Linked DNA regions of Homo sapiens: region 2 is linked to region 1. A link is a loop called in an ENCODE intact Hi-C map of the cell type or tissue named here. Cell type or tissue: mammary epithelial cell. All regions are shown on one strand. Each heading gives the region's core, and the rest is flanking DNA. Links, peaks and the distances in the headings are about the cores only.

Region 1 (12,164 bases), core at 4,165-12,164:
ATGGATTTGTAACGCTAACCAGCAAACAGTGCCAAAGCCAGCAGCTCATATGGGTATTTTTGCCTGTGAGTTGTGGTTTCTGATATCTCTCCAGGATAGACACTCAGTTTTGCCTGGGCATGATGGTGCGTACCTGTCATCCCAGCTACCTGGGGGGCACTGAGGTGGGAGGATCACTTGAGCCCGGGAGGTCAAGGCTGCAGTGAGCCATGATCGTGCCACTGCACTCCAGCCTGTGCAACAGAGCGAGACCCTGTCTCAAAAAAACAAAAAAAGACACTCAGTTGGGAGTTTCCACTTTTTCATGCTGTTTTCACCTATTGACTGCATCTGCGTTTCTTCTGAGTGTTTCCACAGTAGCTGGGTGTTATTCCTGCTCAGTGGGTTGCCGTGGCAGCCTTAGCTGTGAGTGAGTGACAAGGCAGAGGTTTCCATTTCCTTGGCTGGAATTAGCTGTTAAGCTCCCCATTAGCTGTTCCTTTTCCTGGTCCAGGGATGCCCTGCAGGACTCTTTTCCTTGACTGAGGCATCGTCTTACCTTAACTCCCCAGTGGGCAGAAAATCTTGGTTTTAATAATTTGAGTTGGTGAGAATAGAGCAAAGACACAGAAGGTGCTTGAGTTTGTTGGGGCTTTTGCTTTTGCCGTTAAGGATGGGGAGGAGGGGCCCTCTTGTCTAGGATGAATTGAAGGTAAAGGCAGCTAAGAGAAGGGGAGTGAATGCGGATCCACTTCTGAGGGAGGATGTTGGGGAAAAAGATGGAGGTGGATTGGCATAGTAGCTGGGAACCCAGAGGAAAAGGAGAGGAAATGAGTTGTTTGAAAAGGATCAGCCCTGGAAAAGTTCTGGCTTTCATGTTGGAAAAGCATTCCCCATATCTGCAGAGGTTAGAGCCAAGAAACACACAGCTCTGGGGATCCCCAGAGGACCTTCAAAGAGACCTCCAGCTGGGTGCGGTGGCTCAGGCCTGTAATCCTAGCACTTTGGGAGGCTGAGGCAGGTGGATCACCTGAGGTCAGGAGTTCGAGACCAGCCTGGCCAACGTGGTGAAACCCCATCTCTACTAGAAATACAAAAATTAGCTGGGCATGGTGGCGGGCACCTATAATCCCAGCTACTGGGGAGGCTGAGGCAGAAGATCACTTGAACCTGGGAGGCGGAGGTTGCAGTGAGTTGAGATCACGCCACTTCATTCCAGCCTGGGCGAAAGAGTGAAACTCCTTTTCAACAAATAAAGAGATACCCCCAGCTTGTGATAATTAGCCTTCCCCTCTTGCATCCTTCCTACAGCTTGGGCTGCCCTAACCAGCCACAGGGCCAGCCTGATCAAGTCACTCACCTTAACACAGCCTGTGGTTCCCCATGGTCCGTGTGGCTGTAGGAGCAGCGCCCTCCTCTCTGCCCCTTCTCCCCACCATGCCACCCCCACTGCCCATGTGCTTGGTGTCTCAGCCGCCGTGCTCCTTGGTGGCCCCTGCACTCGCCATGATCTCCCACCCTGTGCCATTCCCACATCCGTGAATGCTCCTCCCCTGTCCCCTTTCTGCTCTCCCGGGACTCAGGAACGAGGTCTTCCCTCGACCCTGCTCATCCCCTGTGCTCTCTGACTTCCCCACCATACCATAACCTCCTCAAGGGCAAGGAACGTTTGTTTTCTACCTCAGTATTGCTGACATCAGCCCAACTCCTGGCACAGAGTTGCAGAATAAAACAGGAGGCATCATGGTTACTTCCATTCAGACAGCCACAAGCCCCAACACCAAAGGGACTTGGTCCTAAAATTCACATCCTCCTGCCCCACTGACCCCTGCCAGGCCTTGGTGGAAGTTCTGTCCACAGAGTGCACACGTGGGTGTCTGAATCTTTGTGTATCATCCAGCTCCCTTTCTTGCCCAGCAGGTGCTGGATGTGTCTGGGGCAGACATGTTGGCCAAGTCAATTGCCAACTGCCAGGTGGAGCTTCTGGAAAACTGTGGGCACTCAGTAGTGATGGAAAGACCCAGGAAGACAGCCAAGCTCATAATCGACTTTTTAGCTTCTGTGCACAACACAGACAACAACAAGAAGCTGGACTGAGGCCCCGACTGCAGCCTGCATTCTGCACACAGCATCTGCTCCCATCCCCCAAGTCTGACGCAGCCACCACTCTCAGGGATCCTGCCCCAAATGCGGTCGGAGCGCCAGTGACCCTGAGGAAGCCCGTCCCTTATCCCTGGTATCCACGGTTCCCCAGAGCTTTGGGGACCACGCGAAAACCTCCAAGATATTTTTCACAAAATAGAAACTCATATGGAACAAAATAAGAAACCCCAGCCATGAAATCTACCATGAAGTCTTCAAGTTCATGTCACTGAGAAGCTTGTGCAAAGCAGCCACCTTGGACCATAATTAAATCAAGGACATTTTCTTTGAGACATTCCTTATAGTTGGAGACTCAAGATATTTTTGTTGCATCAGGTGTATTCCCTTGCATGGGCAGTGGCTTTTATAGGAGCATTAGTCCTCATTCGCTGAACCCTGTTGTTTAGGTCTAATTTAAGTTTTACATAGAGACCCATGTATGACTGCAGCCCATTGGCTGCAAGACCAGGGAGGAAAGTGGCAAGCTGTAGAAAATGTTTACACGCATGGAGGGGCATTGCTCTAGCCCTCAGAGCGTCCGGAGCAGCAGGGTACATGGGTGGGAGGTTCATTCAGCACCCACCAGTCAGGTATGTTCTGAGTGAACCCACAGCAGTCGCAGAATGAGCACCTGGCAGGGTGGGTTTCCTAGGAATAATTTATTATTTTTAAAAATAGGCCTAATAAAGCAATAATGTTCTAGACATCTGTCTAAGTAATCAGACTCAGGTTCCACACACAAGCAACAACTCGTGGGCCTCTTTTCTATTTCAATGTGCTACTAAGAACCCTTGGATGTAACATACTAGTTAGTTAATGAATTCTGTGAATTCTGTGAAGAGTAATGTGATTGAAAATAAGTCTAAACAGCTGTAAAAGTGACCACAATGACATGAAATAAATTTAATAAGTCTAGATCAGCAACATGCAGGTGGTTTCTATTTCTGAACTCCTAATTAGGTGCAATGTTGGCAGATTTTCTGTTAACTTTAAAATGTGTTTTTTAAAATAAGGCTTGTTTAACAGGCTTTGGAAGTCTTTGCATGGATGATTTATTAGGTTTAAGGAATCATGTTTGCAATTTTTATCCAGTTGAAATTGTATATCAAAGGCCAGGTGCAGTGGCTCATGCCTGTAATCCCAGCACTTGAGAAGGCCGAGGTGGGTCGATTGCTTGAGGCCAGGAGTTCAAGACCAACCTGGCCAACATGGCAAAATCTTATCTCTACTAAAAATGCAAAAATTATCTGGGCGTGGTGGGACACACCTGTAATCCCAGCTACCTGGGAGCCTGAGGCATGAGAATCGCTTGAACCCGGGAGGCGGAGGTTACAGTGAGCCGAGATTGTGCCATTGCACTCCAGCCTGGGCAATAAGCGCAAAAATCCATCTCAAAATAATATAATAATAATTCACTGGAAATTGTATATCAAAAAAGGCAAGAGTCATCAAAATATTCTTTTTGACTCTTTCTGTAGGATTTAGGAGCCCTAAACTCCCCAGGAGCTTCACTCTTTCCAATTTTTTTTTTACAGAAAATCTACAGCCAAGTCATTCTGGGAATAAAGTGAGATAAACTTTACAGTTTAAATCTGAATTCAGGACTGTGTTTGAATATTTCAGTTTACCAGAGAAGAATGGAACTTAGAGCTTAAAAACAAGAAGAAGATATGAAAATATGACATCAAGCTGGGCTGCAGCTAAAGCAGTGCCTCAGAGGGAAATTCATAGGCTTCAATACGTATATTAGAAGGGAAGAGGCTAGGTGGAGTAGCTCACACCTGTAGTTTCAACACCTTGGGAGGCCAAGGCGGGAGGACTGCTTGAGCCCAGGAGTTTGAGACCAGCCTGGGCAACATGGCAAGACCCCATCTCTTATATAAAAAGAAAAAAGGAAAGAAAAATCAATAAATTAAGCTTCTAGCTCAAGAAATGAGAAAATAAATAGTATCAAAGCCAGAGCAAATTAGAGGGAAGAAACACAGACAAAAACAAAAATCAATGAAGTAGAAAAGAAAGTAGATATTAGACATTTTATTTGTTCCAATTTCCTATATTCACCAAGAATTCTGAGCATAGTGGGAGAGGGGTTCAGTGTTGGTGGGCCTAGGTGATGAGAGATGGTTTCCTCAGGATCAATGAGGAAGCCCCAGACCTGGGATAAGTACCTCAGATCAGAAACCGTACAGGATACAGGAACTCTTATGCTCTGGGTTGAATACCAGCTAAAGATGACATCAAAAGCAGTCCCTGAACTGTGCCCACCATGGGGTCATTCAGGCGGGGTGTGTGCCATCCATCCGAACCCAGGACAGTAGGCAGGTTCTGCATCTGGACACAGCTTCCATCTCCTCTGCTGTCACCAGAAAGCACTGACTACAAGTTGTGAGCAGAGAGTATGAAAGAGTCATTTTGAACTATAAGGTGGGTTTTCAGGTTCTCGCTTGGTGCTGCAATTCTGGGTGCACTCGGAAGACCCTTGTGCCTCACTTCCTGCCTCTGTGACTATAGCGAGCCTGCTGGTTACTGCCAGCTCTGAGTCCCCCTTGCCACACACCCCCTGGGCTCTATGGTGTGTGCCTTTGATGACAGTCGGGAAGAAGAAAGTACTCATTCATCACAGCACCCCCTGAAAGACTGCCAGGAACTTCTGAAATAACAATGGATAGCCCCAGGAATCACAGCTGCAGCTGGTCTCTCGATCTCACTGCCTGGAGTTGGGGCCTTCAGGGCCGCTGTGGGCAGACCCTCCTGGTCAGGTGTTGAAGAAGGACAAGCAGTGGTGAGAACTCAGTTTGCAGTCAGTCTGGGCTCCTTGTCCTGGACAGAGGTAACACTAGGAGTGAGTGATGTAACAAATGCATCAAACTGATGAGACTGCCTGTGTAAGCCTGTATCTTCCATTTGAGCCCCAGTGAGTATTCTTGTTGCTTTGCCCAGAGGAAATTCTCAGAACGTATGTTAGGCCAGGCTGGAGGACTAAACTATGTGCCAGGGGCTATTCTAAGTGTTTTCACGCAGCCCTGTACATATGACACTGTGCCAGTTTTTCAGCAGAGGTACCGAGGCATGGAGTGGTATTTTGTCCAAGGTCACACAGCTTATGAGGAGAGGGAAGCCTCTCGGTATATAACTAAAGGTAATGGTAACACGTGAAAACAATGCTTTTACCTGTTCAGGCAGGAGCTGTCCCACATACCTTACCAATCCACCTGGGGCTCCATTGGCTCACCCAGACCAGGCCAGTGTGTGGCAGCTTCAGCCGTAGATTGCTGGGGCCACCCTTCCTGGCTTGAGCCCCCATTGAAGAAGGTCACCCGGTTGTTCATTCATCATAGTTAAGGACTTCCAACTGCCCAGCCTCCTGCTGGACAGGAAACAGAACCCACCTGAATTCCGACATCATTCTGCTAAGGACATATCCAGGGACAGCTTGCCCTCTCCACTCCAGCCTCTTTAACAACCAGGACTGGTGTGTCATCTACTTTGGAAGGGCTCGTTCACCTTGCTGATATCCTCTCCCTGCCCCCATACTCTGGATATGAGTGTTGTTTGTTCCCAACAATATTCTCCTTTGGGAGAAGTCTCGGCTCAGTCTCATTGCCTCTCTGGGGTCTGGCATGGAAAGCAGTCAAGAGATGTGGCCTGGCCAGGTGCAGTGGCTCACGCCTGTAATCCCAGAATTTTGGGAGGCTGAGGCGGCTGGATCACCTGCAGTCAGGAGTTTAAGACCAGTCTGGCCAACATGGCAAAACCCCTTCTTTACTAAAAATACAAAAAGTTTGCCAGGCATGTTGGTGCACACCTGTAGTCCCAACTACTCAGGAGGCTGAGGCACAAGAATTGCTTGAACCCGGGAGGTGGAGGTTGCAGTGAGCCAAGATTGCGCCACTGCACTCCAGCCTGGGCAGCACAGCAAGACTCTGTCTCAAAAAAAAAAAAAAAAAAAAAAGAAAAACAAATGTGACTGCTCCTAGCTGCTGCTTCAGAAGCCAGCCCTGAAGCTCTGCTGGGGTCTGCCCAGGCATCTTTTAAAGGGATTGCTTACTGGCCAGGGGCTATACCTGCCTTCAAACACATTTTGGGTCTAATATTTATAATAAATGCTGAATGTAGGCCCCCTTATTTACTTTCCAAGCCCTGGATATTGTTCTTAGGACCATGGGTTGCTTAGGTAACTACCACCGTTCTAAAATGGTGGCTGCAGATTTTAACACGTGCAGGCCCCAGCCTTCTGCTTTGGAGGAGCCATCACCTTTCAGCTCTTCCAGCATCACCCTTCAACCACAGACTGGACCTTCTCATCAGCCTTTTCTCCCTCCCCAACCCCAAACTGGGTGCTGTTCTTGCAATTTCTCCATTTCCTGAAAGGAGACAAAAAAGTAGAGGGTTTTTTTTAGAGGGACGGGGCTGGTCACAGATAGGGCAGTGGAGATATCCTCAAATTACCTGCCAGGTGACAGTCCTGGGGCTGGCTCTTCTGGTGTCCCCAGCTGCCGCAGGGCTCTGGGGCCCAGTATTTGCTCCCTGGGGCTGGTACCAACCAGGGTGTGGACTTGGGGTTGCCTGTGCTGGCAGTGGGAGGAGAGTCTTGTGACCATCATCAGCCTAGTCTGGCAGAGGGACAGAGGGAGAGGACAGGTGACTGCTCGGGTCTCCTTTCAGCAACAGGACAGTCCCTCTCTCTTGGCTCCTGGAGGAACCTTCCCTTCATTGGTTTCTGGATCTTAGGGTCTTTAAATCCTCAAGGCAATGAACAGGCATCTGAGGCCATACCAGGAGCTGCAGCAGGGGGTGGAAGAAGGAAGAGTTCGTAGGGGCAGTAAGGGGGTAACAATTCCAATGACCAAAGGCCAAAGCTGGCTGGGTCGGGGGCAGGTGACTTCCTGAAGGACAACTGGAAAGGTGGCTGCCAAGACAACCCCTCCCCAAAGCTCTCAGGCCAGACGTGATTTGAATTCAGAAGCGTTTCGACCTGGAAAGGTATCACAGTGTGTATACCATGTATCATGTGATGCCCTCTGCAGGGTCTGGGGCCACCACACATGGTCAAATAAATGCATTTGTATTTCTGCCATGCAATGTATGTGTAGCCACAGTAAGTGGGACAAAAGCTGTAAGCCTCACCTTAGTTCAGATTAAGCATTGGCGCTGGATGAAGATACTTGGTTTCCAGTTGTTTTTTTTTTTTAGGATTTCAGATAAGGGATGGGAGCCTGCTTTCTAGGTCCGGCTCTCCTGCCTTGGGGGTGGGCTGAGGAGGCATTTTTTTCTTCCAGCATGGAAGGCGCAGCATATAGATAGGTCCATAGATCCCTCTTGTGCCTAACTATGTAAGTAGCAGGTCCTGATTTTTATTTAATAATTATTAGTGTTACCAAAATGATGCTCTGTCACTTTAAAAGAAATCAAACAAAAAGATTGCTTAAAAAAGGAGAGTCTCCTACACCCTCTGCACAGCCCCACCCTTCCCCCATCAGTCAGTCCATTGGGGTTTCTGTGCATTTGCACACATACATACGGGTAAGCAGTGTAAAACTGGTTGGCTTTGTGGATTTTTTTTTTATAACACAATTGGGGCTATGCTAGACATTACTGTTGCCCACTCCTCCTGCTCTTTTCCCTGGAGCTCTTCTAGGTCCAAACCCACAGAGCCCTCAGGTTCCTATAACAGGGATGCAGAGTCCTCCAGAGAAAACGGGGTACAAATCTCTTTGTAAGGACCTCTTTGAACCCCCAGGAGAAGGTCTCTGAATTTGAAGAAAGGATTTAAGGCCCCTCCAGAAACGGGCTGCTTTATTACAGGGTCGTTATCCCCTCCCCAAAATCTCCCTTCCTGGGGCCCTGGAGCCATTTTTTTAGGAGGGAGATTTCTAAGATCACTTCCAAGGAAAGTTTCCTCCGTCATTTAAATACAGTTCAGAAATGCTGGGTGAGACAAAGTTAAACAGCATGGCTCCAGCTATAACCCCCAGACAAGCAGGGGAATGACTGAAGGAGAAAAGATGTCCTCCAGTAGCTGCTGGCAGAGGGGTGGGTGCTGGGGCAGGGGACCAGGCTGTCTTGCTGTTCCCTGGGTGATGGGGGTGGTTTTGATGGTCTAGGAAAGGGCTTTTAGTCTTTTTTACCATTGTCTGGTGCACTGCCCCCAGAGTTCCTGCCCGAAACGGGTGTGCTTATGTCCTTCCCAGGTCCCCTTTACTGACTGCTGCATCCACCCCCCACCTGCTGGGTTGGCTGCCCAGTTGAGCCACCCTCAGATGACTGGAGGTGCCTGCGAAGCTATACCTTTTCTCCTCTTATGTCCAAGTGTTGCCAGATAAAATACAGGATGCCCAGTTAAATGTTAATTTCAGATAAACAACAAATACATTTTTAGTATAAAGATGTCCCACTCATTGTTTATCTGAAACTCAAATTTAACTGGGAATTCTGTATTTTTGCTTGTTTTTGCAGAGAAAAAACAAACAAGATAGGTGTGGTCCACAGCTCCCTCTTGTGCCTAACTACGTAAGTAGCAGGTCCTGATTTTTTATTTAATAATTATTAGTGTTACCAAAATGATGCTGTCACTTTAAAAGAAATCAAACAGCCGGGCACGGTGGCTCACACCTGATCCCAGCACTTTGGGAGGCCGAGGCAGGCAGATCATCTGAGGTCGGGAGTTAAAGACCAGCCTGACCAACATGGAGAAACCCTGTCTCTACTAAAAATGCAAAATTAGGCCAGGCGCAGTGGCTCACTCCTGTAATCCCAGCACTTTGGGAGGCCGAGGCAGGCAGGTCATCTGAGGTTGGGAGTTAAAGACCAGCCTGACCAACATGGAGAAACCCTGTCTCTACTAAAAATGCAAAATTAGCCAGGCGTGGTGGCGCATGCCTGTAATCCCAGCTACTCTGGAGGCTGAGGCAGGAGAATTGCTTGAACCCAGGAGGTGGAGGTGGAGGTGAGCAGAGATCGGGCCATTGCACTCCAGTCTGGGCAACAAGAGCGAAACTCCGACTCAAACAAAACAAAACAAAACGAAAAACAAAAAACAAATTAGCCCCGTGTGATGGTGCATGCCTGTAATCCCAGTTACTTGGGAGGCTGAGGCAGGAGAATAGCTTGAACCTGGGAGACAGAAGTTGCAGTGAGCTGAGATTGTGCCATTGCACTCCAGCCTGGGCAACAAGAACAAAACTCTGTCTCAAAAAAAAAAATCAAACAAAAAGATTGCTGAAAAAATGAAAGTCTCTTACACCCTCTGCACAGCCCCACCCTTCCCCCATCAGTCAGTCCACTGGGATTTCTGTGCATTTGCACACATACATACGGGTAAGAACTCCTGGGTTCAAGCAATCCTCCTGCCTCAGCCTCCAAAAGCACTGTGATTACAGACATGAGCCGCCGTGCCTGGCCTATCCTATATTTTTATTTGCTAAATCTGGCAACCCTATAGGTAGCAGCCAATGACACCTATAGAAGGCTTGGCCCCCTTGCCTCAAAGCCTAGAAGCTTCCTTAGTATCATTTATGCTCCAGGACTCCCCATGGGATCCAGCTGAGGCTAGACTCAGCTGAATCTGTTACTGAAACACCAAGTGTTGCTTCTAGGTCCTGCTGCTCACCAAAGAGAAAGCTAATCACTGAAACAATGAATATTGCCAGGGAAGAAGGCTTTCTTTGAGAGCTGCTGCTGTGGACATGGGAGATCAGTCTCAAATCCATCTCCCTGACTGACTAAAATTAGGAGTTTATACAGCAGAAATATAACAAATGCAGGAAAACAGGAATCAGGGAAGGATAAGGAAGGGGAGTTGGTCAACAGAAAGCAGGTCGTGGGAGACAGGCAGTCATGAAGGGTGAAGGGTCTGGACTGTCATTGTCCAAATGCAGTGATCTGGTGAGTTTCAGCTCCTTGATACTACCTGGGAAGCCTCATGGTTGGTTTACTGAGAAAGGAACTCAGATAAGACAAATGTAACTTCTCAAATTTTAAGATGAGAAGGTCAATCTCTACATATACTCAAAAGAAACCGTAAGCATCAGTTCTGTGGGATGATTGGACCGGTTTCAAATCCACATCTTTGCTTGGCTTCTTCTCCTGCCCTATCTTGCTTCCCTCCTCCCTTACAGATTTCACTTGGGGGCCATCTCCCAGTAAATCACTTCCGTGAGGGTCTCTCTCTCAGGCTTGGCTTCTAGGGATTCTAAAGCACTGCCTGCTTTTCAGAGTTTCTTGTTTGGAGATGACGCTTGAGTTGATGACACTTGAGTTGCCTCAAAGGAGCAGCTCCCAGACTGGTCTTCCACATGGGAGGGATGGAATGCAGCTTTTTAGGCTCTGGAGCCTCTCACCACCTTAGATAAATGACTTAGCTTCATTTTCTTCATCTGTGAAAAGTGGTAATTATAGTGACATTGCATGGTTGATGGAATAATGTGAGCAAGTTAGCTGGTACTTGGCAAATCTCCCTAAACTATGTGATCTTATTCTCGAAACAGAAACAATGGCTACAGTTCCATAGGTTTTAACTTCTGATCATTTTCACTTCCTTTGTCCTATCTCCACAATCTGCTGACATAGGGGGTGTTTTCCATTAAATCAATGGAGAACAGGGGGACTGGAATCTCACTTGGACCCTTCTCTCTTGCCTTTTCTTCCCCAAGTTGAGAAAGCTCCTCAGCTTTAGAAAAATCCATTTGGCACCAATAAGTAAGGCAGGGAGGGGAGCCACACAGCAGAGGGGAAGTGTGGACTTAACTCATTCTTGGCTGCCGTACCTTTCAGGGACATAAAATAGAGACCGACCCCAACAACTTTGCTCTGAAACACAGAGGGTACCTGAAATGGTCCTCTTAAGAACTAACTGGCTCCACCCAATGCAGTACAGGGTAACTTTCATAAAGACTGAGGCAGCTAACCTGGGCAACATAGCAAGATCCCCTCTCTAAAAATAAAAATCAAAAAAATTAGCCAGGTGTGGTGACACATGCCTGTAGTCCCAGCTCCTCTGGAGGCTGAGGCAGGAGGATCACTTGAGCCCAGGAGTTTGAGGCTGCAGTGACCTATGTTTGCACCACTGTACTCCAGCCTGGACCACAGAGTAAGACCCTGTCTCCAAAAAAAAAAAGAAAAAAAGACTGAGGCAGCCTTGTGTGTTTTGATTTGGAGCAATTTTAGATACATCGTCAAGAGGTAAAAGCCCCCATATCATATTTTTCAGGGGACACTTAAGAAACTCATACTAGTTGTTGCTCCTGGAGAGGGGAGAGGCTGACAGGGGAAGAGGTGGAAGGGAGACTCACTTTTTAATATCTATCCCTTTATGTCATTTGAAATGTATGCTGTAAGCCTACAGTACCTATTCAGAAGATAAAATTTAGGCATGGTGCAGTGCCTCACACCTGTAATCCCAGCATTTTGGGAGGCCAACGCAGAAGGATCGCTTGAGCCTAGGAGTTCAAGACCAGCCTGAGCAACATGGTGAGACCCTGTTTCTACAAAAAAATTAAAAATTAGCTGGCCATGGTGGCATGCACCTGTAGTCCCAGCTACTTGGGAGGCTGGGGTGGGAGGATCGGTTGAGCCTGGGAGGTTGAGGCTACAGTGACCCATGATCACATTATTGTACTACAGTCTGGGTGACAGTGAGACACTGTCCAAAAACGATTTTTTAATATAAAATTTAGTTGAAAAACAAAAGTTTTTTTTTGTTTTTTGTTTTGTTTTGTTTGTTGGCAGAGTCTCGCTCTGTCATCTCGGCTAGAGTGCAGTGGCGTGATCTCAGCTTACTGCAACCTCTGCCTCCTGGGTTCAAGCAATTCTCCTGCCTCAGCCTCCCGAGTAGCTGGGATTACAGGTGCGCACCATCACACCCAGCTAATTTTTGTATTTTTAGTAGAGACAGGGTTTCGCCATGTTGGCCAGGCTGGTCTTGAACTCCTGACCTCAGGTGTTCTGCCCACCTCGGCCTCCTAAAGTGCTGGATTACAGGCCTGAGCCACAACACCCAGCCAAAAAACAAGTTTTTTGTCTTTATCATTCAAAGGCATCTCTTT
Region 2 (12,599 bases), core at 2,735-10,734, 340 kb before region 1:
TCTGGGAGGCCGAGGCTAGAGGATCACTTGAGGCCAGGAGTTCAAGACCAGCCTGGCCAACATGATGAAACCCCATCTCTACTAAAAAACAAACAAACAAACAAACAACAACAAAAAAATGTTTCAGTTGACGACATATCTCACCTGCCACGGTGATCCCACAAAATTATAATACTATATTTTTATTTTACCCTTTCTATGTTTAGATGTTTAAATATACAATTACTTACCATTGTGTTACAGTTGCCTACAGTATCCAGTACAGTAACATGCTATACAGATCTGTAGCCTAGGAGAAATAGACTACACCATTTAGCCTAGGGGTGTAGTAGGCTAGACCATCTAGGTTTGTGTAAGTGCCCTCTATGATGTTCACACAATGGTGAAATCACCTAATGACACATTTCTCAGAATTTATCCTTGTTGTTAAGCAATGCATGACTGTACATATAAAATGAATTCTCTTAAAACCACAATCAGTGAGAGATTACTGTCTTTTAGGTACTTTATAGGACATCCTCAGTGATTCTGAACTTGAAAAAGAAGAGGTAGGGGAGCTGAATTGGAAGCCATGGCCTTTATGTGACCTAGGGTAGATTCATATCCTCTTTGGGCCTTGGTTTCCCCATCTGTGATACCCCGATGCTTTTGGAGGAGATGAGGGATGCCAGGGTGATGGAGCCTCTGCTGTGGTTTCTGTGCCCGGCTCCAAAGGTGCATTGGACCTTCAGGTCATACCAGGCACCACTGTGAGCTTTGTCTTTGCCACAGGAGCACCTCTGCCTTCCTGTCTTTGTACAGAGAATTTCCTTCCTCCAGCCACATGGAGCAGCCAGGAACAGCTGGAAAATCCGGATTGGCCTAGCTTCATTTTCTCCAATCCTGGCCCTTTCTTTGACCTAGACCAGGGAAGCAGCCAAGACACTGCCCTGGAGAAAACTCCCATCTTGGATGGAATGGATGGAGCACCTGCTGGGCATTTACACACTTTGCATAAATGTATGCAGCCCTGATGGGCAGCCTTAGCCCATTTTACAGAGGAGGAAACAGAGGCTCACACACAGAGAGACATTTGTTCAAGGTAACGTAGCTGGTAAGCACTGAGCTTCCTGCTCTTTCCACTAGACCTCCCTGCCTGCAAAGAGGCCAGTCACCTTGCTCAGGTGAGAGCTGGGCAAATTGGCTTATTTGGGAATCACCTGACCTTCTTTTCTTCTGCCTCTCCCAATCGGGTCAGAACACCAGGATAACTAAAATGCCACTCCTCCAGGAAGACTTCCTGCAAACTTCCACCCACTCACCCAGCAAGTGCTGAGACTCACCTTCTTCTGGGTCCCAGCAGCAGAGACCCAGAGGCTTGAGACCCAGGGACTGTGAGTAGCTCCATTTAGGAGCATGGAAGGAATGAGGCCTTGGGAGTCAGAAGACCACTTGCTGGCCTAGCGTGGTGGTTCATTCCTCTAGTCCCAGCATTTTGGAGGCTGAGACAGTAGGATCACTTGAGCCCAGGAGTTTGAGATTAGTCTGGGCAACATAGTGAGACCCCCATCTCTACAAAAAAATTTTTAAAAATTAGCCGACACTTTGGGAGACTGAGGTGGGTGGATCACTGGAGGTCAGGAGCTCGAGACCAACCAGCCTGGCCAACATGGTGAAACCCTGTCTCTACTAAAAATACAAAAATTAGCGAGGTGTGGTGGCATGTGCCTGTAATCCCTGCTACTTGGGAGGCTGAGGCAAGAAAATCACCTGAACCCAGGAGGTGGAGGCTGTAGTGAGCCAAAAAAAAAAAAAAAAAAAAATATATATATATGTATTAGCCAGGTGTAGTGGTGTCCACCTGTGGTTCCAGCTACTCAGGAGGCAGAGGTGGGAGGATCCCTTGAGCCTGGGAGGTTGAGGCTGCAGTGAGCTGTGATTTTGCCACTGTACTTCAGTCTGAGCAAGAGAGCAAGACCCCATCTCAAAAAAAAAAATTAGAAAAGAAGAAAATCTGGTGCTATAATCTGAACGTTTGTGTCCCCACAAAATTCCTACCCTAAGCCCCAAGGAGATGGTATTAGAAGGTAGGGCCTTTGGGAAGTGATTAGGTCATAAGGGTGGAGCCCTCATGGATGGGATTAGTGCCCTTATCATGTTCAGAGAGCTAGCAGCCTCTTCCACCTGTGAGGACATGGCAAGCTGGTACTGCCTATGAGGAAGGGCCCTCACCAGACATAGAATCTGCTGGGACCTTAGTCTTGGATTTCTAGCCTCCAGAACTGTAAGAAATAAATTTCTATTGTTTGTAAGCCTCCCAGTTTATGTTCTATTGTTATATAGCAGCCCCAATAGAGTAAGACACCTGGCCAGGTGGTGGGGATAAAGTCTCGCTCTGTTGCCCAGGCTGGAGCGCAGTGGCACAATCTTGGCTCACTACAACCCCCACCTCCAGGTTCAAACGATTCTGCTGCCTCAGCCTCCCTAGTAGCTGGGATTACAGGCACTTGCCACCATGTCTGGCTAATTTTTGTATTTTTAGTAGAGACAGGGTTTCACCATGTTGGCCAGGCTGGTCTCGAACTCCTGAACTCAAATGATCTACCTGCCTCAGCCTCCCAAAGTGCTAGGATTACAGGCGTGAGCCACCGCACCCAGCCTCACAGTAGGGTTCTGAACAAGGGTGGGACAAGCAGATGTGGCTTAAAAGAAGGTGGCTCGGCTGGGCGTGGGCGCCACTGCACTCCAACCTGGGTGATAGAGCGAGACTCCGTCTCAAAAAAGAAAAGGAAAAAAAAAAAAAGAGTGGCTGTAGCTATGGGGTGGAGGATGGTCAGCTCCCAGTGGTGTTGAGTGGGAGGACAGGGGACCAGCCAGGAGGCTGCAACTGGACCTCCTTCTGTGGGGCCTCCAGGGGAGGGCGTGGCACCAACCCTCCTTTCACCTTTTCTCTGTCCCTCCTTCCTCATTCTTTTTCTGTCCCCTGCCCCACTTCCTGGGGCCCAGAAGAGCCTGCCTATCTGATAAGCTCTGGGGAGTGCCCACTTCATGGCCTGCTGCTCCTGGCAGTCTTTAACTGGTTTCTTCTGGAGATGGTGCAGGGGCTGCATGGTGGGCACACGGGACAGCATGCCTGTGGGGGCGCCATGAGAAGGGGAGGGCCTGAACCCCCAGGGTGGGCTAAGGTGCAGGTAGAAGGCCAGGGGAGAGTCCTGCAAGAGCTACTCCTGGCCGACTCAGACCCTCTTGCCCTTCTTATCGGGCCTGAGGAGCGATAAGGGGCCAGTTCCTGGACTGTGGGTTCTAGGCCTTTGTTTGGGACCGCCAGGAAGTGACTTGGTTTTGCTGTGGCTTAAGCAGTGTGGTTGATTCACCAGGGTGGGGGGCTGGGTGTGCCTGGGGGAGCCCCCAAACACCAGGCCCTGCACCACCCATCACCGACAGGCCAGCCGCTGGGAGGCCACCGTGGGAGTGTGTCCAGCCTCCACATCCGCCTCCTGACAGCTGGCCACAGAGGGAGGATTCCTCACCCCAGGGCGTCTCCTCTTTCTTTACTTTTCAAGCAGAAAACACTTCCAGAATATATTATTCCCCAAATGTGCGAGACACTAGAATGAGTGCTTTGCCTACACCATCTCCTTTCATCTTCACCCCAGTAACAACGGCCCTCAGGGCTCATCGTGGGTGTTATTCACTGTCCACATTTTGCAGAAGAGGAAACTGAGACTCAGAGAGAGGAAGTAAATTGCTCAGGTTCACTCAGCTAGGAAGCAACAGATCAGGATTCGAGCCCAGTCCAAAATCATAATTCACTCCCTTGAAAAGCCAAAAGAGAGAGAGAACAGGGCCAGACGGGGTGGCGTCAGGAGGGTTGTGGGTCCCCTGGCTGCTGTGCAGAGCTTACATCGGGCGCTCAAAGGAGCCCGAGCCAACCACTGCCCAAGAGATTCTACCAAGATGAAAATGGTTCCTCCCCAGCCACAGTTCCATCACCTGCGTGATGGGACGAGAGACTGGATCAGGTGTTCTCCACAGCCGGTTATGAAGTGAGTAACCTGAGTTCATAAATGAGCAGTTGGGCGGGCTCCTCTTCCAGGCTCTTAAATGGGGAGCAGGGCGTGGTGCTCCGGGATAAGAGAAAAGAACAGGAAATTCCCAGCCCAGTGGGAGAGACCCTATTAGTCAAGACAGCAAAGCAATTCCAAAAAAGGGAAGTTTCTGGCTCGTGTCGCTGAGCCACGTATCAGCAGGACTCTGCCCTTTCAGCACTGATCAGTCAGCTTGGATGTTGCTTCTTCCACGGCTACCAAGGTGTCCACTAGACTCCCCAAGTTCACATCTCACCAGCTCTGGCCCTAGTGGAAAGAGTCTCTGGCTGAGAAGTCTCAGAGAAAATCCTGATTGGTTTGTTTTGAGTCACCTGCCATCCCTGAACCAGTCACCATGGTCTGGAGAGGGAGTTTGCTATCGGCCAAGCCAGCATAGCCTGCCTACCCTCTCAGTGGATCTTGCTGTGGGGCGAGCCAGCAGCCCCACATGGATTAGGTGGAGATGGAAGAGGAAGAGGTGGAGGCAGGCAAAAGCCATGAGACCCCAGCCACCCGGGGGCTAGCTCCTCACCCAGCCAGTCTTTCCACACCCAGGCTTTGCTAGGCCATTCTTGTCAGGCCAAGGATGCTAGAGGGTCATCACCAAGAAGGAGCCACTCAGTGTCTTAGTTTAGGTCAGGGGTTTTGAACCTCAGCACTATTGATATTTGGGGCTGATAATTATTTGCTGAGGGGGGCTGTCCTCTGCATTGTAGGGTGTTTAGCGGCATCCCCGGCCTCTACCCACTAAAAGCCAGTAGCAACTCCTCCCTCTTCCACTGTGACCGTCAAAAATGTCTCCAGACCTTGCCATATGTCCCCGGGGGACAAAATCACCCCTGGTTGAGAACTATTGATTTAGGGCCGGGCACGGTGGCTCATGCCTGTAATTCCAGCACTTTGGGAGGCTGAGGCGGGCAGATCACCTCAGGTCAGGAGTTTGAGACCAGCCTGGCCAACATGGTGAAACCCCATCTCTTCTAAAAAAAAAACATACAAAAGTTAGCCAGGTGTGGTGGGCGCCTGTAATCCCAGCTACTTGGGAGGCTGAGGCAGGAGAATCTCTTTAACCCGGGAGGTGGAGGTTGCAGTGAGCAGAGATCCCTGCCTCAGCCTCATGAGTAGCTGGAATTACAGGCGCCTGCCACCACTCCTGGCTAATTTTTTTTATATTTTTAGTAGAGACGGGGTTTCACCATGTTGGGCCAGGCTGGTCTCGAACTCCTGACCTCAAGTGATCCACCCGCCTTGGCCTCCCAACGTGCTGGGATTACAGGTGTGAGCCACCACGCCCAGCCCGACCAAGGCAGGTTTTTGAGCAGGAGTGAAAGTTTATTAGAAAGCTTTAGAGCAGGAACAAAAGAAAGTAAAGTACACTTGGAAGAGGGCCAAGTGGGCGACTTGCGAGATCAAGTGCACACTTTGACCTTTGACTTGGGGTCTTATACAATGGCATTCCGCATGCGCAGTGGCTTGCCAGCGCTTGGGCGGGGCCCCATGCACAGTGTGTTTACTGGGGTCGTACTCATGCTCACTGAGGTGTTTTTCCCTTACCAGCCAAGGGTTCCTAGAGGAAGGTCATACCAGTCAAACTCCGATGTTTTGCCTCTTAGTGCGCATGCTTGACCCCACTCGCCTAACTCCTGAGATCTTATCTGGAAGCTGCTGCTCACCAGGTTCAGGTGTTTCTGTTGGGAGACTGCCTTTCTCTGGCGCCGGCTGCAACCAATTATTTTAGAGATACAGCGCCTGACCATCGCGGGATGGTCACCTGACATTCCCGGTGGGGGCCTCTCCTGCTGTGCTCATGTCTGCCTGGCTACCTGCTGTAACACTGTCTGCTGAAATGTGGGCAGTGGACACTGGGAGGGCAGGGGAAGATGGGAGCACATTCAATAACCCCCAGCGGTTTCCTGCTCCTTCTTCTTGTTTTTTTCCTTTCCAGCCAATGTACCCATGCAAGGATTTGCCTCTGAGGAGGGCCTGTGGGCCTGCCATGCCCTCAGACCCCTTCCAGTGGTTTCTTCCAAGGTCTCCATGTTTGCCATTGTCTTTCCCACCACCCCAGCCCTGGACCTGGGTTAGAATCCTGACCCTGCTATGTCTAAGCTGTGTGACTTCAGGCAGATTTCTTAACCTCTCAGGGCTTGGATTTCTGTATAAAATGGGGCCGATGATACCTGACACATGCTTTAGGGGGTGCTGTGGTTTAAATATTCATGTTCCCTCCAAAATTCATGTTGCAACTTAATCCTCAGTTCAACAGTAGAGAGATAGGCCTTTGGGAGCTGATTAGGCTTTGAGTCCTCCTGGAGGGATTCGTGCCAAATAAAAGGGTGGGAAGGAACCAGCTAGGCCCTGTGCTCTTCTGCCCTCCACAGGTGAGGGGATAGCAACGAGGCATCAGAGAGCAGCCCTCACCAGACACAGTACGTGCTCAATAAACACTGACAGACTGAGAAAATCACCACCCCAGGTGTAGAAAATGGAAATGATAGCTCCAGTACTTCTGTTCACTCATTGAGTAGGAGGCTGGGAGGCAGGTAGGCTGGTGGTTGGCACTCCTGCCGTGGCAGGAACAACGGTTGCTGGTCAGGTCTCCGCTCTACTTTTCACTGGCTGGGTGACCTTGGGGAAGTTCCTTGACCTTTCTGTGCCTTAATCTTCCCATTGGTAAAATGGGAATAGTAGTAACATCCGGGTGTAATTTTCTAACTTAGATTAGTGAACGTAAAGCTCTTTGTCTGGAAGAGCTCAGTGCTTGTTAGCTCTTCTCATTCTTGGTAGTTGGGTGCTCATTACATGCCATGTTTCATCGACTCTAAGATGTCATTGATCACAAGAACACAGCACTATTTTATGTGCCACCAAGAAAGAAAAAGACTGATAGAAAGCTCTTGTCACTTAGGATGATGTTTTTCTTCTCTCTGAGAAAGTTATTTTATCATATAACATACCATCTACGTGACATAAGAAGAAAACTATGGTGAAATAAGTGAACCAAGATATTTTTTAGGGCCGGGCGCGGAGGCTCACGCCTGTAATCCCAGCACTTTGGGAGGCTGAGGCAGCAGATCACTTGAGGGCAGGAGTTCGAGACCAGCCTGGCCAACATGGTGAAACCCTGCCTCTACTAAAAATACAAAAATTATCTGGGTGTGGTGGCAGGCACCTGTAATCCCAGCTACTCGGGAGGCTGAGGCAGGAGAATCACTTGAACCCGGGAGGCAGAGGTTGCAGTGAGCCACAATCACACCACTGCACTCCAGCTTGGGCTACAAAGTGAGACTCCGTCTCAAAAAAAAAAATGTTGAAAGAAAAGACCATATCTTTTCCTTTATCGTTCTTTCTTTCTTTCTTTCTTTTTTTGAGACAGGGTCTCGTTCTGTCACCTAGGCTGGAGTACAGTGGTGCAATTATAGCTCACTGCAGTCTCAAACTCCTGGGCTTAATCCATCCTCCTGCCTCAGCCTCCTTCCTGAGTAGCCGAGACTACAGGTGCACACCACCATGGCTGGCTAATTTTTTAAAAATTTTGTAGAGACAGAATCTTGCTATGTTGCCCAGCCTGGTCTTGAATTCCCGGTCTCAAGCGATCCTCCTGCCTCAGCCTCCCAAAGTGCTGGGGTTACAGGCATGAGCCACCGTGCTCTGCCTCTTTCCTTTGTTTGTTAACACTTCCATTTATTGAGCATACACTCTGTACCAAGAACTGTCCCCAAAGAGAACTAGGAGCCATAAAGACGGAAGGCTGGGGTGGGAGTGAGGTGGGGATATGGAAGTTCAGAATGTGGGTCCCTGTTTCCTGAACCCCACACCAAGGTCTCTTCCAATCATTGATCTCTTGAGTGCTAGGGCAAAAAAACAAAGTTGCTCCATGTGCCAGAGGGTTAACAGTAGGGGGTGACTTTCCAGGCCACAGAACCAGGTAGGACCTGGGCAAGTCCCACGGCCTCAGCCTGCGGTTATCTGTGTTATTCACAGAGGCAGGACTGTCTAGTGCACGCTTATGTCTTCCTGTCCCCTCGCCTGCCTGGGCTCAGCTCCCAGCACCAGGGAGGCGGTAGAATCCGTGGAATATGTAAGAATTTTGGCTCAGACATGTCAGGGCTCAAGTCCCAACACTGCCTATTTCCAGCTACCTAACCTTGGGCAAGTGACACAGCCTCCTTGTGTGCTTTCGTTTCCCCATCTGTGAAATGGGGGTGATAATATAATGACACTGACTTGGTTGTCATGAGTATTGAACCAGACAACCCATATAAAGGGCCCAGCCCATGGCAATGTATACTACACATTGGCCCTTTTTATATTTCTATTTTAGGTGATCCCAGGCCTGGGTCTCCTGATGAGTCCATCTGACTTCCACTCTCCAGCACCCCCAGGGTTTACTGCTTCCATCCTGCTGACAGCCATATGCTCTTCTCTGGCTGATTCAAGGTGATTTTTGGGGTCTGTCCAGGGCCCCGCATAAGGTCCTGGGGTGGGCTTTCTGCTCTCTCTCGTTAGGAGACAGAGTGTGAGGGTTTCCAGACTCCCCACAAAACCCAGGACAGACAGGAGTGAAATTCCGGTGATGGGGATGGGTTATAGAAGGATGCTGTCCCTCACTCCTATCAGATACTGGTCCTCATTAAAAACTTGATTAGAGGCCAGGCGCAGTGGCTCACGCCTGTAATCCCAGGACTTTGGGTGGCCGAGGCAGATGGATCACCTAAGTTTGGGAGTTCGAGACCAGCCTGGCCAACATGGTGAAACCCTGTATCTACTAAAAATACAAAAATTAGCCGGGCGTGGTAGCGCATGCCTGTAGTCCTAGCTACTAGGGAGGCTGAGGCAGGAGAATTGCTTGAACCCAGGAAGGGAGGTTGCAGTAAGCCGAGATTGTACCACTGTACTCTAGCCTGGGTGACAAAGCAAGACCCCGTCTCAACAAAAAAAGACTTGATTAGAGTGAGGGCTGTGCTTTTCACCTCTGGAGGGGAAATATGGTCCATGGAAAAGGACAGTGTATGAATAATGTGACCTAGCCACAGGTGGCAAAGGGCAAATGCCAGGTGCAGCAGAATCACCACCCACTCATGAGGCTGTGGGTCTACAGGTAAGTGGGTGGCTCTGGGTCAGAAAGACATGGGTTCAATCCCTGGCTCCTCCACTTATTAGTCAAGACTTACTTTCTTTCTTCATCTGTAAAACAGAATTCTAATGGCAATAGTCTGGCAGAACCCAAGGTATTCATCAACATCCATGGTCTCCTCTTCTTGGGCACCAGCCAGAATGTATTTCCCAGACCACTGCTACATGGAGTGACCATTTGCTGTCAATGGAAAGTGGGTTTGGGCTTGTAATCGCAGTGCTTTGGGAGGCCAAAGTGGGGTGGATCGCTTGAGCTCAGGGGTTCAAGACCATCCTGGACAACATGGCGAAACCGCATCTTTACAAAAATTAGCTGGTCCTGTGGTCCCAGCTACTTGGGAGGATGAGGCAGGAGGATCACTTGAGCCCTGGAGGCAAAGGTGGCAGTGAGCTGAGAGTCCACCACAGCATTCCAGCCTGGGTGACAGAGCAAGACTCTATCTCTCTCTCTTTTTAAAATAATTTTGGCTGGGCGCGGTGGCTCACACCTGTAATCCCAGCACTTTGGAGGTTCGAGGCGGGTGGACCACGAGGTCAGGAGATCGAGATCATCCTGGCTAACATGGTGAAACCCTGTCTCTATTAAAAAATACAAAAAATTAGCTGGGCGTGGTGGTGGGTGCCTGTAGTCCCAGCTACTCGGGAGGCTGAGGCAGGAGAATGGCATGAACCCGGGAGGCGGAGCTTGCAGTGAGCCGAGATCCCGCCACTGCACTCCAGCCTGGGCGACAGAGCAGGACCCTGTCTCAAAAAATAATAATAATAATAATTTAATAGTATTTTGTTTTTGTGTTTTGAGACGGAGTCTTGCTCTGTCGCCCAGGCTGGAGTGCAGTGGTGCAGTCTCAGCTCACTGCCACCTCTGCCTCCCGGGTTCAAGCAATTCTGCTTCCTCAGCCTCCCAAGTAGCTGGGATTACAGGTGTGTGCCACCACGCCCAGCTAAATTTTCCATTTTTAGTAGAAATGGGGTTTTACCATGTTGGCCAGGCTGGTCTTAAACTCTTGACCTCAGGTGATCTGCCCACCTCTGCCTCCCAAAGTGCTGTGATTACAGGCGTGAGCCACCACGCCTAGCATAATAGTGTTTTTTAATGAATTGATTTTGCCTTAAGGAGATTGTGAATCAGGAAACTCAGCAATAAGACTCCTGTCTGTATGTTAGAATTACCTGGGGAGCAAAAATACTGATGCCTGGGCTCCACTTCCAGAGATTCCAATTTAATTGTTCTGGGGTAGAGATGAGCATCAGGAGCTTTTAAACAAATTTTCTAGGCTGGGCACTGTGGCTCACGCCTGTAATTCCAGCACTTTGGGAGGCTGAGGCAGGTGGATCACTTGAGTTCAGGAGTTCAAGACCAGCTTGGCCAACATGGTGAAATCCCATCTCTACTAAAAATACAAAAATTAGCCAGGTGTGGTGACAGGCACCTGTAGTCCCAGCTACTTGGGAGGTTGAGGCATGAGAATCACTTGAACCTGGGAGGCGGAGGTTGCAGTGAGCCAAGATCCTGCCACTGCACTCCAGCCTGAGCAACAGAGTGAGACCCTGTCTCAAAAAAAAAGAAAAAGAAAGAAAGAAAGAAAAAAACATTTCTAGTGGGCCAGGTGCAGTGACTCACGCCCATAATCCCAGCACTTTGGGAGACTGAGGTGTATGAATAGCTTGAGCCTGGCAGTTTGAGACCAGCCTGGGCAACATGGTGAAACCCTGTCCTACAAAAAATACAAAACTTAGTTGGGCATGGTGCACATGCTTATAGTCCCAGCTACTAGGGAGTTAAGGCAGGAGGATTGCTTGAGCCTGGGAGGTCGAGGCTGTAGTGAGCCGTGATTGTGCAACTGCACTCCAGCCTCAGTGACAGAATGAGACCTTGTGCCAGGGCTGAGAATCAGTGAAGTAATTAATCTCAGGGCCTTTGCCTGTGTTCCCTCTATCTGGAAGACTCTATGACCAGGTCCTCCTAGAGCCAGCTCCTTCTCATTGTTTAGGTCTCGCATTAACTTCCGAGGGCTGCCAAAACAAATTATCACATATTTGGTGGTTTAATGCAACAGAAATCTGCTCTTACAGTTCTGAAGGCCAGAAGTCCAAAATCAAGATGTTGACAGGGTTAATTCCTTCTGCAGACCCTGAGGGAGAATCTGTTCCTTGCCTGTCTCCTGGCTTCTGGAGGCTGCTGGCAACCCTTGGCATTGCTTGGCTTGGGGCTCCATAACTCTGATCTCTGCCTCTATTTTCACATGGTCTTCTCCTTTTCTGTCTGTTGTAAGGATATTTACCATTGGATTTAGGGCCCATGCTAATCTAGAATGATCTCAATTTGAGGTCCTTTACCTTAATCACATCTACAAAGACTCTTATTCCAAAAAAGGTCACATTCTGAGGTTCCTGGTGGACAGATCTTTTGGGAACCATAATTCAAACCACTACATCTCTCAAGTGTCACCTCCTCATGTTAGCAGTGGCAAATCTGTATAGGTCTGCAGCATCGCCAATTCTTGCCTCTTCGGAAGAAAGAATTTGACTGAGGGGCAAAAGGCAAGAAGGAGAGACCGAGGCAAGTTTTAGAGCAGGAGTGAAAGTTTATTAAAAAGTTTCAGAGCAGGAACGACAGGAAGTAAAGTACACCTGGAAGAGGGCCAAGCAGGCGTCTTGAGAGATCAAGTGCACGATTTGACCTTTGATGTGGGGTTTTATATGTTGGCGTGCTTCTGGAGTCTTGCATCTCTTCTTCCCTGATTCTTCCCTTTGTTAGAATGTTGGGTGTGTTGGGCCTCGGGGACAGGCCTCAGGAAACAGAATCTCTCTGATCTTCTCCCGCTCCCTGCTCCCTTTTCACCTGCCCCAAAGAAAGACTCCAATCTTCCCCCACCTTTCTCACTTGGGTCATAGACCCTTATTCCAGAGAGGGTCCTGCCCCATACTCTGGGGGAAGGAATGCTGAGCTTCCATAAAAGCCCAAGAGAAGGCTGGTGTGGTGGCTCACGCCTGTAATCCCAGCACTTTGGGAGGCTGAGGCAAGCAGATCACAAGGTCAGGAGATCAAGACCATCCTGGCCAACATGGTGAAACCCCGTCTCTGCTAAAATACAAAAAAATTAGCTGGGTGTGGTGGCGCGTGCTTGTAGTCCCAGCTTATCAGGAGGCTGAGGCAGGGGAATCGCTTGAACCCGGGAGGCAGAGGTTGCAGTGAGCCCAGATCATGCCACTCTGCACTCCAGCCTGGCAACAGAGCAAGACTCCGTCTCAAAAAAAAAAAAAAAAGAAAAAGGCCCAAGAGGACTGGGTTTGGAGAGCTTCTGGACAGCTGAACATTGGGAGGGTCCTGGAGGGTGCCCCAGGCAGGGCATGGAGCTCCATGCCCCTTCCCCAGTAGCTGGCCCTACGTGCTCT

Evidence for each region. Hi-C counts contacts between places; a loop is a spot of excess contacts. Peaks named below come from ENCODE experiments on the same cell type or tissue, not always from the same donor. Only the 100,000 strongest peaks of a DNase experiment are listed, where the experiment ranks them.
Region 2: a loop joins it to region 1, with 14 times the contacts of the local background. A loop is called at or near these places in 4 of 110 quality-filtered maps.

The regions. Positions count from the first base shown.
Region 1 is chr3:58,291,690-58,303,853 of GRCh38, forward strand. ABHD6 (abhydrolase domain containing 6, acylglycerol lipase) reads left to right here. Exons shown (of 10, transcript NM_001320126.2): 10 at 1,900-3,045. The coding sequence ends at 2,076. Among named protein-coding and RNA genes, the nearest start is that of RPP14, 8.5 kb to the right of the region's middle. In mammary epithelial cell, for the core only: a CTCF peak has its summit at 8,619 (motif pointing left); no DNase peak of the experiment used is centred there.
Region 2 is chr3:57,955,909-57,968,507 of GRCh38, forward strand. LOC105377104 (a long non-coding RNA gene) reads left to right here and starts at 3,370. Exons shown (of 4, transcript XR_940874.3): 1 at 3,370-4,025; 2 at 8,392-8,507. RefSeq lists enhancers at 2,711-3,292, 3,869-4,426, 5,129-6,083, 6,084-7,036. In mammary epithelial cell, for the core only: CTCF peaks have their summits at 6,258 and 8,000; DNase peaks (open chromatin) are centred at 4,123, 6,293 and 8,113; H3K27ac peaks cover 631 bases.